Regions from separate parts of the Homo sapiens genome. Here region 1 is linked to region 2. Evidence: chromatin contacts called from ENCODE Hi-C or POLR2A ChIA-PET data. All regions are on one chromosome and are shown on one strand. The core of a region is the stretch at or near the end of the contact, and the rest is flanking DNA. Distances in the headings are between cores, read along the strand shown. Region 1 has its middle 23 kb from the start of PLPP2. Region 2 holds the start of TPGS1 (tubulin polyglutamylase complex subunit 1).

Evidence for each region. Hi-C counts contacts between places; a loop is a spot of excess contacts on that map. ChIA-PET counts read pairs that join two places held with the same protein, here RNA polymerase II (POLR2A). Pooled maps may share reads with other maps.
Region 1: a map of naive thymus-derived CD4-positive, alpha-beta T cell shows a loop between it and region 2 (17-fold over the local background). The contact joins the enhancer-like site here to the promoter of TPGS1 in region 2. A Hi-C loop is called at or near these places in 3 of 168 maps with a recorded cell type or tissue (CD4-positive, alpha-beta memory T cell, mammary epithelial cell and naive thymus-derived CD4-positive, alpha-beta T cell) and 9 of 50 pooled maps. POLR2A ChIA-PET finds 5 or more read pairs at or near these places in 2 of 52 experiments (PC-9 and activated CD4-positive, alpha-beta T cell).

Annotation. Positions count from the first base shown.
Region 1 is chr19:265,156-271,191 of GRCh38, reverse strand. No RefSeq gene overlaps it. Among named protein-coding and RNA genes, the nearest start is that of PLPP2, 23 kb to the left of the region's middle. RefSeq lists a silencer at 3,589-3,668 and an enhancer at 3,829-3,958. Within about 2 kb of position 3,676, at least 12 of the 41 ENCODE cell types and tissues checked have a DNase peak (open chromatin) inside an H3K27ac peak, as active enhancers do.
Region 2 is chr19:503,625-508,867 of GRCh38, reverse strand. TPGS1 (tubulin polyglutamylase complex subunit 1) reads right to left here and starts at 1,371. Exons shown (of 2, transcript NM_033513.3): 1 at 1,024-1,371. The coding sequence starts at 1,361. MADCAM1-AS1 (MADCAM1 antisense RNA 1) reads left to right here and starts at 979. Exons shown (of 3, transcript XR_936221.4): 1 at 979-1,492. It overlaps MADCAM1 (mucosal vascular addressin cell adhesion molecule 1), which reads right to left. Exons shown (of 5, transcript NM_130760.3): 5 at 3,525-4,123. The coding sequence ends at 3,903. RefSeq lists enhancers at 1,226-1,565, 1,438-2,295 and a silencer at 2,096-2,225.

The DNA of each region.
Region 1 (6,036 bases), core at 2,427-4,926, 240 kb after region 2:
GATCAGTTTGCTATCTCTGTTGTTTTGCCTTTCCAGCATGTCATATAAGTGGGGACGTACAGCCTCTGCATCCTGGCTCTCTCATGAAGCAGTGTGCCTGTGAGGTCCATCCGGGTAGCGTGGATGGATAGGTCATGCCTTTCTTTCTCTCTCATGAAGCAGTGTGCCTGTGAGGTCCATCCGGGTGGCGTGGGTGGATAGGTCATGCCTTTCTTTCTCTCTCATGAAGCAGTGTGCCTGTGAGGTCCATCCGGGTGACGTGGGTGGATAGGTCATGCCTTTCTCTCTCATGAAGCAGTGTGCCTGTGAGGTCCATCCAGGTGACGTGGGTGGATAGGTCATGCCTTTCTTTCTCTCTCATGAAGCAGTGTGCCTGTGAGGTCCATCCGGGTAGCGTGGGTGGATAGGTCATGCCTTTCTTTCTCTCTCATGAAGCAGTGTGCCTGTGAGGTCCATCCGGGTGGCGTGGGTGGATAGGTCATGCCTTTCTTTCTCTCTCATGAAGCAGTGTGCCTGTGAGGTCCATCCAGGTAGCATGGGTGGATAGGTCATGACTTTCTTTCTCTCTCATGAAGCAGTGTGCCTGTGAGGTCCATCCAGGTGGCGTGGGTGGATAGGTCATGACTTTCTCTCTCATGAAGCAGTGTGCCTGTGAGGTCCATCCGGGTGACGTGGGTGGATAGGTCATGCCTTTCTTTCTCTCTCATGAAGCAGTGTGCCTGTGAGGTCCATCCAGGTGGCGTGGGTGGATAGGTCATGACTTTCTCTCTCATGAAGCAGTGTGCCTGTGAGGTCCATCCAGGTGGCATGGGTGGATAGGTCATGACTTTCTCTCTCATGAAGCAGTGTGCCTGTGAGGTCCATCCAGGGAGCGTGGGTGGATAGGTCATGACTTTCTCTCTCATGAAGCAGTGTGCCTGTGAGGTCCATCCAGGTGACGTGGGTGGATAGGTCATGCCTTTCTTTCTCTCTCATGAAGCAGTGTGCCTGTGAGGTCCATCCGGGTGACGTGGGTGGATAGGTCATGCCTTTCTTTCTCTCTCATGAAGCAGTGTGCCTGTGAGGTCCATCCAGGTGGCGTGGGTGGATAGGTCATGACTTTCTCTCTCATGAAGCAGTGTGCCTGTGAGGTCCATCCAGGTGGCATGGGTGGATAGGTCATGACTTTCTCTCTCATGAAGCAGTGTGCCTGTGAGGTCCATCCAGGGAGCGTGGGTGGATAGGTCATGACTTTCTCTCTCATGAAGCAGTGTGCCTGTGAGGTCCATCCGGGTAGCGTGGGTGGATAGGTCATGCCTTTCTTTCTCTCTCATGAAGCAGTGTGCCTGTGAGGTCCATCCAGGTGGCGTGGGTGGATAGGTCATGACTTTCTCTCTCATGAAGCAGTGTGCCTGTGAGGTCCATCCGGGTAGCGTGGGTGGATAGGTCATGCCTTTCTTTTGCTGAATAGCATTCCATTGCACCGCATACTTCAGTTTGGTTATGCATTCAGCTACTGAAGAATGTCATGATTCCTTTAATTTTTGGCTATTATGAATAGTGCTTCTATACATGTGTGTGCTGGTTTTTACTTGGACATAATTTTTCAAGGCAGTTGTCTAAATACCTAAGAAGGAGATTGTTGGATCAGATGGTGAGACTTGTTTAGTTTTTGGAAAAACTGCTGAAGTGACTGTACCCTTATGCCTTCCCCCAGCAATGAATGAGACCTCCTATTGCAATTGCTACTGTTCTTTAGATTTTAGCCATTTTAATAGATGTACAGTACTATCTCATTTAATCTGCTTTTCCCTCAGGACAAGTTTGTTGAGAATTAATTAATTTGGATGCTTATTTGGCATCTGTGCATCTTCTTTGCTGAGGTGTCTTTTCAGATCTTCACATATTTTCAATTGGGTTGTTCATCTAATTCTTTTTGAGTTTTAGAGGTTTTTTTTAAAAAAAAATATTTTGCAGACAAGTCCTTTTTCGGATGTGTTTCCCAAATATTTTCTTTTTTTTTCTTGAGACAGGGTCTTACTCCATCACCCAGGCTGGAGTGCAGTGGTGCGATCTCAGCTCACTGCAACCTCTGCCTCCTGGGTTCAAGCAATTCTCCTGCCTCAGCCTCCCGAGTAACTGAGATTACAGGCGTGTGCCACCACATCCAGCTAATTTTTTTTGTTTTGTTTTGTATTTTTAGTAGAGACGGGGTTTCACCATGTTGGCCAGGCTAGTCTCGAACTCCTGACCTCAAATGATCCACCCACTTTGGCCTCCCAGAGTGCTGCGATTATGGGTATGAGCCACCTTGCCCGGCTGTTTCCCAAATATTTTCTATCAATCAGTCTGTGAATTGCTTTTTTGTTCTCTTAACCAGAGCAGCCATTTTAAATTTTAATAAAGTCCCCGTTATTGTTTTGTTTTCTTTTGTGGGTTGGCTTTTGGTGTATTGCATCTAGAAACTCATCACCCAAACCAAGGCCATGCAGATATTTTTCTCGGCTTTCTTCTATAACTTTCACAACTTTGCACTTGAAAATTTAAGTCTATGGACTATTTTGAGTGAATTTTTGGATAAAATACAAGGTTTTTGTCTCCATTCATTTCTTTCCCCTATGGTTTGCAATTGTTCTGTTGTCTTTTGTGGAACAGACTTCTCTTTCTCCACTGAGTTGCCTTTGTCCGTTTGACAAAGTCAGTTGGCTTGAGTCTGTTTGGGGGCTCTCTGTTCTGTCCCACTTATCTATGTGTCTAACCGCTTCACCACTGCCACGCTCTCTTCATTACTGTGGCTTTAGGGTGAGTGTTCAGATCCAGATGTGTGAGGTCTTTAACTTTGTTCTCCTTCAGTCTTATTTCATCCATTCTGGGTTTAGGAACAGTTTGTCGATATCTTTGCCTGGAATTTAACTGGGATTTGGCTGAATCTATAGATCGATTTGGAAAGAATTGTCACCTTCACAATAATGAGTGTACTTCTCCTAAATAAGGAACATCTCTGCATTTACTTATACCTCTTTTGGTTTCTCTCAACTGTGATTCATGGTTTTCCGAATGCATGTTTGCACACCTTTTGTTACGCTGATACTTAATGGATTCAGCTTCAGGGGTGCTATTGTAAATGGTATTTTAATATTTCTAGTTCCAATTATTTCCATCCATTATTGGTGATATGAAGAAACTCAACTGACTTTTGCCTACTGGACATCTTTTTTAGTTTTTATTTTATTTATTTTATTTTTTTGAGACGGAGTTTCACTCTTGTTGCCCAGGCCGGAGTGCAATGGTGCAGCTCACCGAAACCTCCGCCTCCTGGGTTCAAGCGATTCTCCTGCCTCAGACTCCCGAGTAGCTGGGATTACAGGCATGCGCCACCACGCCCAGCTAATTTTGTATTTTTAGTAGAGACAGGGTTTCTCCACGTTGGTCAGGCTGGTCTCAAACTCTCGACCTCGGGTGATCCGCCCGCCTCGGCCTCCCAAAGTGCTGGGTTTACACGCGTGAGCTACCGCGCCCGGGCCATCTTTTTTAGTTTTTAAAATCTCCATCCGTTCCGATCAAGGCACGGGATGGTGGCCTCGATTTCAGTTGACATTTCCGAAATCACGGCCTGCAGTCATCCGAACGCTGATTTTCAGAGACTCCCCAGGACTGCCGCGAGGGGGCGCCCGGCTCCCGCCCAACCTGGAGCACGCGCGGGAACCGCGGCGGATCCGCACTCGTCGCCCCGGGGCGTCGACCGGGAAGACGGAGCCACGGTCTCTTCAGGACCCGCCCGGGAGCGGCCGCGGTTCGGGACACCCGGTCACCAGGTGAGAGGAGGAGGAAAAGGCGTCCTGTCCGCGGCCGCGAGTGCTGAGGAGGGAGCGCTGCCGTGGGCCTTACTTCCCTGTCACGGTCTACGCGGCGTGTTGTAAAACGGTGTCCCTTCAGCGGGGCGGGAACTGCGCGTCCTGACAGCGCAGCGCAGCGCAGCGCAGCGCAGCGTGGCCTCCGGATCTGCGCTGGTTCCTGGGGAGAGATCCTGGCGCCGAGAAAGGAGCAACGCGAGCGGCGCCATCGGGACGGCGCGGGTGATGGCTGGGGACCGGCCGGCGCTGCGGAGTCGCCAGCGCTTTCATTCGTGTTGTAATAGCTCATTTGTCTCACAGCACTGAAGTAGTTGAATCAGTATGGAAATATTTAGCAATAGGCATATTCTAACTAGAAACGTAAAGTTTAAATGCATTGTTTATACCTCCCCACACGAAATAACATGTACCAAATCCTAATACAGACGTATGTGCAGATTTAGTTTGAGCATTTGGGGAGGGGATATGATGGCTGCGACCCTTTCCTACACCTGCCAGAGCTGTTCACTGTTACATCCCTGTCCAGGACGTTCTTATGCCAGCATTGTATGTTTCCAACCTAATAATTCCCTAAGCTGGACTGTCTCCATTATTCTTTCAACAAAGGCAAAACAGCTTTTTCCATTGTTCTGACAGTATATTTAACGTGAGCATACTTTATGAGATGATACATTTGTTCATGATGGGCTACTCCTGTTATACAATCAAATATATTTTGATTCTGACACTCTCAATTGTAGTTCAAGTCCAGCGTATTTTCCGAGGAGCATTAATCATTCATTGTATATTTTATTACATAAATAAGGCATGGGTCGTCTTTTATCATTAACTTCATGACTAGCTATATTGACATTATAATTACTTACAAGTTCAACTAAATTTGGAAACATTTCAGAGTTTGGGCTTCCAATAATTATTTGTGATTCTCTAACAGGTAAATTATTTTTTCCCATAAATCCTAGCAACATCTAAAATCACTCAGAATATCCTGCCATTTTTGTTTCTCTAGTTTCATCACATTCTGCAAAGTATCATTGAGGAAATTGACTTTGAATATTCTTAAACTCTTCTGTTTTAGAAAATATCACAATGAAACATTAAATTATCATGGTTACAAATTCTATTCACTTTCTATCTTTGAATACTTTTCCCCCAGTGGCCAATATTGCATTCTGTTGTATTATTGCTAAAAAGCATGCATGGAAAACAAAGACAGGGATATTTTAGAGAAAGTGATCCAGTCACGATGAATCGATTTGCCATTGAAACATTTTTTTTTTTAAATCTTGGATACTAAGGAACTTTTTTAAACATTCTTTTGACAATGTTCAACCATGAATTGAAATAGAGTCTCTAAAATGAATTTTTTTCCTGGTTGTCTAAAAGGCGACCGACCACCTTTTTAGAGAGTGAACCCAAGACACAGCCACAGTACCAGAAAAAATTATGTGAAGTAAGTTTATACATCTATGTTATTACTTTAACATAAAACATGTAGAGGCATTTATTTGGAATTAGATATTAATCTGTATGCTTTAATTTTTATGTCATAAATGCTCTGATTAAAAGACAGGAATAGTTAACAGGGTAAATTACTAGTAATTACTAGTACAAATAATTAAGCAGGTGTTTGAAAAAATACAACACTTTTAAATTAAGTTTTATTTTAGAGTTGTTTTAGATTTATACAGAAATAACAAAGAAAACACAGATTTCCCATGTAGCTTCAACCCAGTTTCCTCTCTTATTAACATCTTCTATCAGTATGTCTCACGTCATTTGTCACAGTGAATGAACAAATGTTGATATGCTATTATTAACTGAAGCCCATATTTTATTTGGAGTTCCTCATGTTAGAAATGCTTGTTCCCCGGTGCTGTAAAGAAATAGCACTTGAACATAAATTTAATTTCCTCAGCAAGGCCGTTTTTTTACTTTCTGCATAAAGGGTACACTCGCCAGCAGTTTTACCACGAGAGTATCCAGAACAAAGGAGACAAGGTCATTTATAACCTGACGCATCCACCCTACTGCTGTGTCCGGTTTCCATTGGCTGAAACGGGACCCCACATTCTGTATTTGTTCTGATCTTCTAGCAACTTATAAATTTTTAAAAGAGGCAAAGGCAGAGGATAACAAAGGAAGGAAGAAGTAACTTGTGGAATGCTGTGAAAGGTAAAAACACCTTCAAATAAGGAAGAGG
Region 2 (5,243 bases), core at 122-2,621:
GGTACCCAACACCCTGCCACCCTTATCTGAGTATGATCTTGGACACCTGTGCACCCTGAACGTGGTAGGGGGGACACTCCCCATCTCTCTTCTCCCCCCGAACTTCTCTGGGACTCTGGCGAGGGCTGCCATGGTGGGCGCTTATGCCCTGGTTATGAGGCTGAAAGGGCACCTTTGCTTGGCATCCTTCCCTGCCTGCTCTTCCCACCCCCTTCCTGGGTTCTCTTGGGCGCACCCCCTTGTAAAATCACCTGCACACACAATGCCTACCTCAGGCTCCGCTTCTGGGGACCCCCCCCCCAACAAAAGACATCAGCCCATCCATCCCCAACGCCAACAGATAGTCCCCAACCACCTTCCCTGGGCTCAGAACTGGCCCCAGCCAGGGGACACCGCGCGTAGGCACCTGCAGCCTCGCATGCTTCAGCCAAATTCCGTGGCTTTCCCGCCTCCCGTGTGCCCCACACTCGGGGTCTAAATTTGCACCTGCTGGGCCTCTTCCCTGCAACCCGCCCGCACATCGCCAGGCTCTTCCAGGAATCCCCACCTGCCCGCTGGGAGCCTGTCCCCTAAGATGGGGGCCCTGGGTGACTGCGCTGCTCTCTGTAAATATTCACGTTCTGGCTGAATGGACGGGGATAACATGAGGCTGCTAAGGAGGCGACTAGGAGGACCTGGCTCGGGGGCTGGCTCTGCGACCTCGGGCCAAGTCCTCTTGAGCTGCACGATTTTGAAAATCATGAACTGCAAGGGGAAACTCAGCACCTGCAAAAAGGCATCACAGAAGGCGAAGCCGGCCAGAAGGACTCGCGCCGCATGCAGCGCGCTGCCTAGCGCCGGACCGAAGCCCGGACCCTCCAGCCCACCTTGTCCGATCCATCCCACCCAAGAAGGCATCGCGCACTACAACTCCCAGCAAGCCCCGGGCCCCTGCGCCGGCGCTGCGGGTAGGGAGCCGCGCGCGGCATGCTGGGAGTTGAAGTCCATCGCTGCCCCACCCGCCCAAGCCGGCCCACTGCGCACCTCTGGGAGTGGTGGGCCAGGCGAAGGTGCCATAGCGCGCGGCCCAGGCGCTGCTGCTGCAGCAGGAGCTGGCCCGGGGGCTCCCCGGCGCCGCCGTTTACAGGCGAGCGCAGGCCCATGTTCTCGAAGTAGTGAGCCAGGAAGGCGATCGGCTCCTCGGGCCGCGCCTCCAGCACCTTCAGCAGGGCCGCACGTAGCATTTCCGTCACGCCGACCTGCCGCAGGAAGTCCTCCTCGCTCTCGGCCGCCCCCGCCGCCCGGGATACCGACTGGCGGCCGCTGTCCGTGAAACCGGCCGGCGGTGGTACCGCTTGCCGCCGCTTCTCCACTGCCGCCATCTTCGCTGAGGGCAGCGGGACCGGAAGCACCGCCATATTCCACTGTGCGCTAGAGCCCCCCCAAGGCGGCCATCTTGATTAAGGGCAGAGGGCACCGGTATCCCGCTGGGAGACTTTGGGAAGTGACAAGGGTACGCTACCACTTTCCTTGTGTCCTTATTGGCACTCTCTCTTCTCCTCCCTCTTTGTGTATATTGATTGGCTCTCCTGGCTTTGGCCTCGGTCCTGAATTTTGCCAGACTCCAAAATGGCTGCCTCGGAAGTGCTTCGTTTCTGGCACAAAGCCGGATTGCTTGCCATTTGGGTAGTGAGCGAGTCCTTCATTAGCATGGTCTCCTAGCAACCAGTCTCCCTGGTTAGCAGAGAAGCCTGACGGAGCATGCGCGGGGCTGGACCTGCCCAGGACTGCTGGACCCAGCCCCGCGCCCGGCCCCCAGACCCTTTTCTCATGTTCATCTCTGAGCCTTGGTGCTGGGGGTCGAGCTCAGCCTGGCCTTCCGCCTAACTCAGTCAACGTCTGAGTGCGTAGCTCACCTCGTGGGAGAAGCCCCCTCCCCAGCTCCGCTGCAGCTGCGCTGAGCCCCTATTGGCGGCCACACGGGCGAGCATCCCGCGCTGTTACCCCCTGACCGCCAGAGGGAGCTTTCTGACACCGCAGCCTCCAGAGCTGTAAACTCTGCCATGGCTCTCCAGGGCCCCCGGGCTGGCACCTCCAGGCCTTCATCGCCTGACCTCGCTTCCGGCCGCCCTCCCGGCCCTCCCAACCCTCCGCAGCCCGCAGCCACCTCAAAACACAAGCAGTCTCCTCCATAAGCCGCCTCTGGGTGTGTTTCCCCAGGCGACCTCTGTGGATCTTCCCTCACTGCTTTCGGGGACTCCTGGTTAAGCTTCTCACCGAGGAAACCACTAAGCCCTCGCGTTTCCCCGCCCCGGGCAGAGCTTGCTGGGTGCCGTCCCCGTCCCTCAGGGGCGTTGCCCCGGGCAGGGGGCAATGAGAGCTGTTTGCCGGGGGACCGTTCCACCATCCTCCCAGCACAGGAATCTCTGGCGGGCAGACCAAATGCCCTTTGTAAAACGTGAAGTAGAGGTTCCTCTTCAAATGAGACTTTCCTCCCCATCTAATTAGGAATAAATAGTAACTTCTCTTAGAAGCAAAATGTATTCAAAGGCCTGTGGTAGGCCGGGCGCGGTGGCTCACGCCTGTCATCCCAGCACTTTGGGAGGCCGAGGCGGGCGGATCACGAGGTCAGGAGATCGAGACCATCCCGGCTAACACGGTGAAACCCCGTCTCTACTAAAAATACAAAAAATTAGCCAGGCGTGGTGGCGGGCGCCTGTAGTCCCAGCTACTCGGGAGGCTGAGGCAGGAGAATGGCGTGAACCCGGGAGGCGGAGCTTGCAAGTGAGCCGAGATCGCGCCACTGCACTCCAGCCTGGGCGACAGAGCGAGACTCTGTCTCAAAAAACAAACAAACAAAAGACCTGTGCTAACATTCTTTGTTAATTAATTGTTAATGTTATATTGAATATATATAATGTAATAAGGAAATCAACATACTTTATGTTCTTAGTGCCCACAATGTAGGCTAAATATCTGCCCTGGCATGCTTATACTGGTCCAAGCAAGCATTAGGTCATAACCTGTTCCTCTTCCTTATTTGAAGGTGTTTTTACCTTTCTTAGCATTCCACAAGCTACTTCTTCCTTCCTTTGTTCTCCTCTGCCTTTGCCTCTTTTTAAAAGTTCCAAGCTGCTAGCCGATCGGGATAAATACAGAATGTGAGGTCCCGTTCCAGCCAATGGAAACCGTCCCGTTCCAGCCAATGGAAACCGGACAGAGCAGTAGGGTGGACGCGTCAGGTTATAAATGACCCTGTCTCCTTTGTTCTGGATACTCTCGTGGCAAAACTGCTGGCCAGTGTACCCTTTCTGCAGAAAGTAAAACAGTGGCCTTGCTGAGGAAATGACATTTATATTCAAGTGCTATTTCTTTACGGCACCGGGGAACAAGCATTTCTAACACTTTCTTCTCCAGCCCCGGACTGTGGGATGAGGGAGATGGAGCCATCAGGGCAGGACCCACAGTCAACCCTCTGCTGTCCGGAGCCCTCAGACCTCTCCTCTCCACGGAGTGGGTGTCAACTGAGAAAACTGACACGTTTGTATCATTTTAGGAGGTTTATTTGCCAAAGCCTCAGGAGGTCCTGACGACAGGGGCCCAGGGTGGTCAGGGCACAGCTTGGTCTTACGCATTTTTAGGGAGACGTGAGACATGAATCAATGTATGTAAAAAGTACGTGGTTCCGTCCAGAAAGGTGGGGACCACTCAGGGAGGGGCTTCAGGTCATGGGTAGGTGAGACAAACAGTGGCCTTCTTTTGAGTTTCTGATGAGCTTCTCCAAAGAGGCAATCAGAACATGCATCCATCTCTGTGAACAGAGGGATGACTTTGAGTAGAATGGGAGGCAGGTTTGCCCTGACCAGTTCTCAACTTGAAGGGGTCCAAGCTATTTTGCTTTCACAGGGGGAAAGGCTGGCCACTCAGGAGGGGCTGATCCCGACCTGGCCGGTCCCCCTTAACCCAGCCCAGGCCGACACCTGGGGCAGAAGCCTCAGAGAAGCTGGTGGGTGGGTGTCGTCCTCAGCCAGGTGCCGGCAGCGTTTCCAGAGGTGATAGGTGGGCAAGGCCAGGAGCAGCAGTCCCAGCACCGCACTGCTGGTCCACAGAGCCGCGGGCAGCTGGTCACCCGCAGGTTTGGACGCTGGGGAGAGAGTGCAGGAGACCCCGGTCAGAGCCCTCCAGGCCTCTGCAGGCTTGGGAAGGGAGGAGCCCCTCAGAGGCTACACGTGCTTCCAAAGTTACCACGTTCCCTGAAATTTCACAAAGGACTTTACCATGACCCTTTTGAAATGCGCATAGCACCTTAGAGTTTAGAAATGGGCAGTCCAGGCCAGGCGGGGTGGCTCACGCCTGAAATCCCAGCACTTCGGGAGGCCAAAGCGGGTGGATCACGAGGTCAGGAGTTCGAGACCAGCCTGACCATGGTGAAACCCTGTGCCTACTAAAAATACAAAGTTAGCTGGACATGGTGGCAGGCGCCTGTAATCCCAGCTACTTGGGAGGCTGAGGCAGGAGAATCACTTGAACCCGGGAGGTGGAGGTTGCAGTAAGCTGAGATCGCACCACTGCACTCCAGCCTGGGTGACAGAATGAGACTCTGTCTCTCAAAAAAAAAAAAAAAAAAAAAAAAGGGCAGACCGGAGAGAGGACGGCTCACCACCATGAAGGGTGCTGAGCCTACAATCTGCACTTTGAAGACTTAGTCTGGGGAAAAGGGAGGAATGTAATATATCTCCTTCATACTATTTTATATTGATTACCTGTTGAAATGATAATGCTTGGGATATATTGGGCTCTGCGAAATGTATGACCACACTTTTTTTTTTTTTTCGAAATGGAATCTTGCTCTGTCCCCCAGGCTGGAGTGCAATGGCGTGATCTTAGCTCACTGCCACTTCCGCCTCCCGGGTTCAAGTGATTCTCCTGCTTCAGCCTCCCGAGTAATCCTCAGCTGGGATTACAGGCACATGCCACCACACCTGGCTAATTTTTGTATTTTTAGTAGAGATGAGGTTTCACCATGTTGGCCAGGCTGGTCTCGAACTCCTGACCTCAGGTGATCCTCCTCCTTGGCCTCCCAAAGTGCTAGGATTATAGGCATGAGCCACCGTGTCTGGCCAACACTTTTTTTTTTGAGACTGAGTCTTGCTCTGTCACCCAGGTGTGATCTCAGCTCACTGCAGCCTCAACCTCCTGGGCTCAAGTGATCCTCCTGCCTCGGCCTCCCAAAGTGCTGGCATTACAGGCATGAGCTACCATGC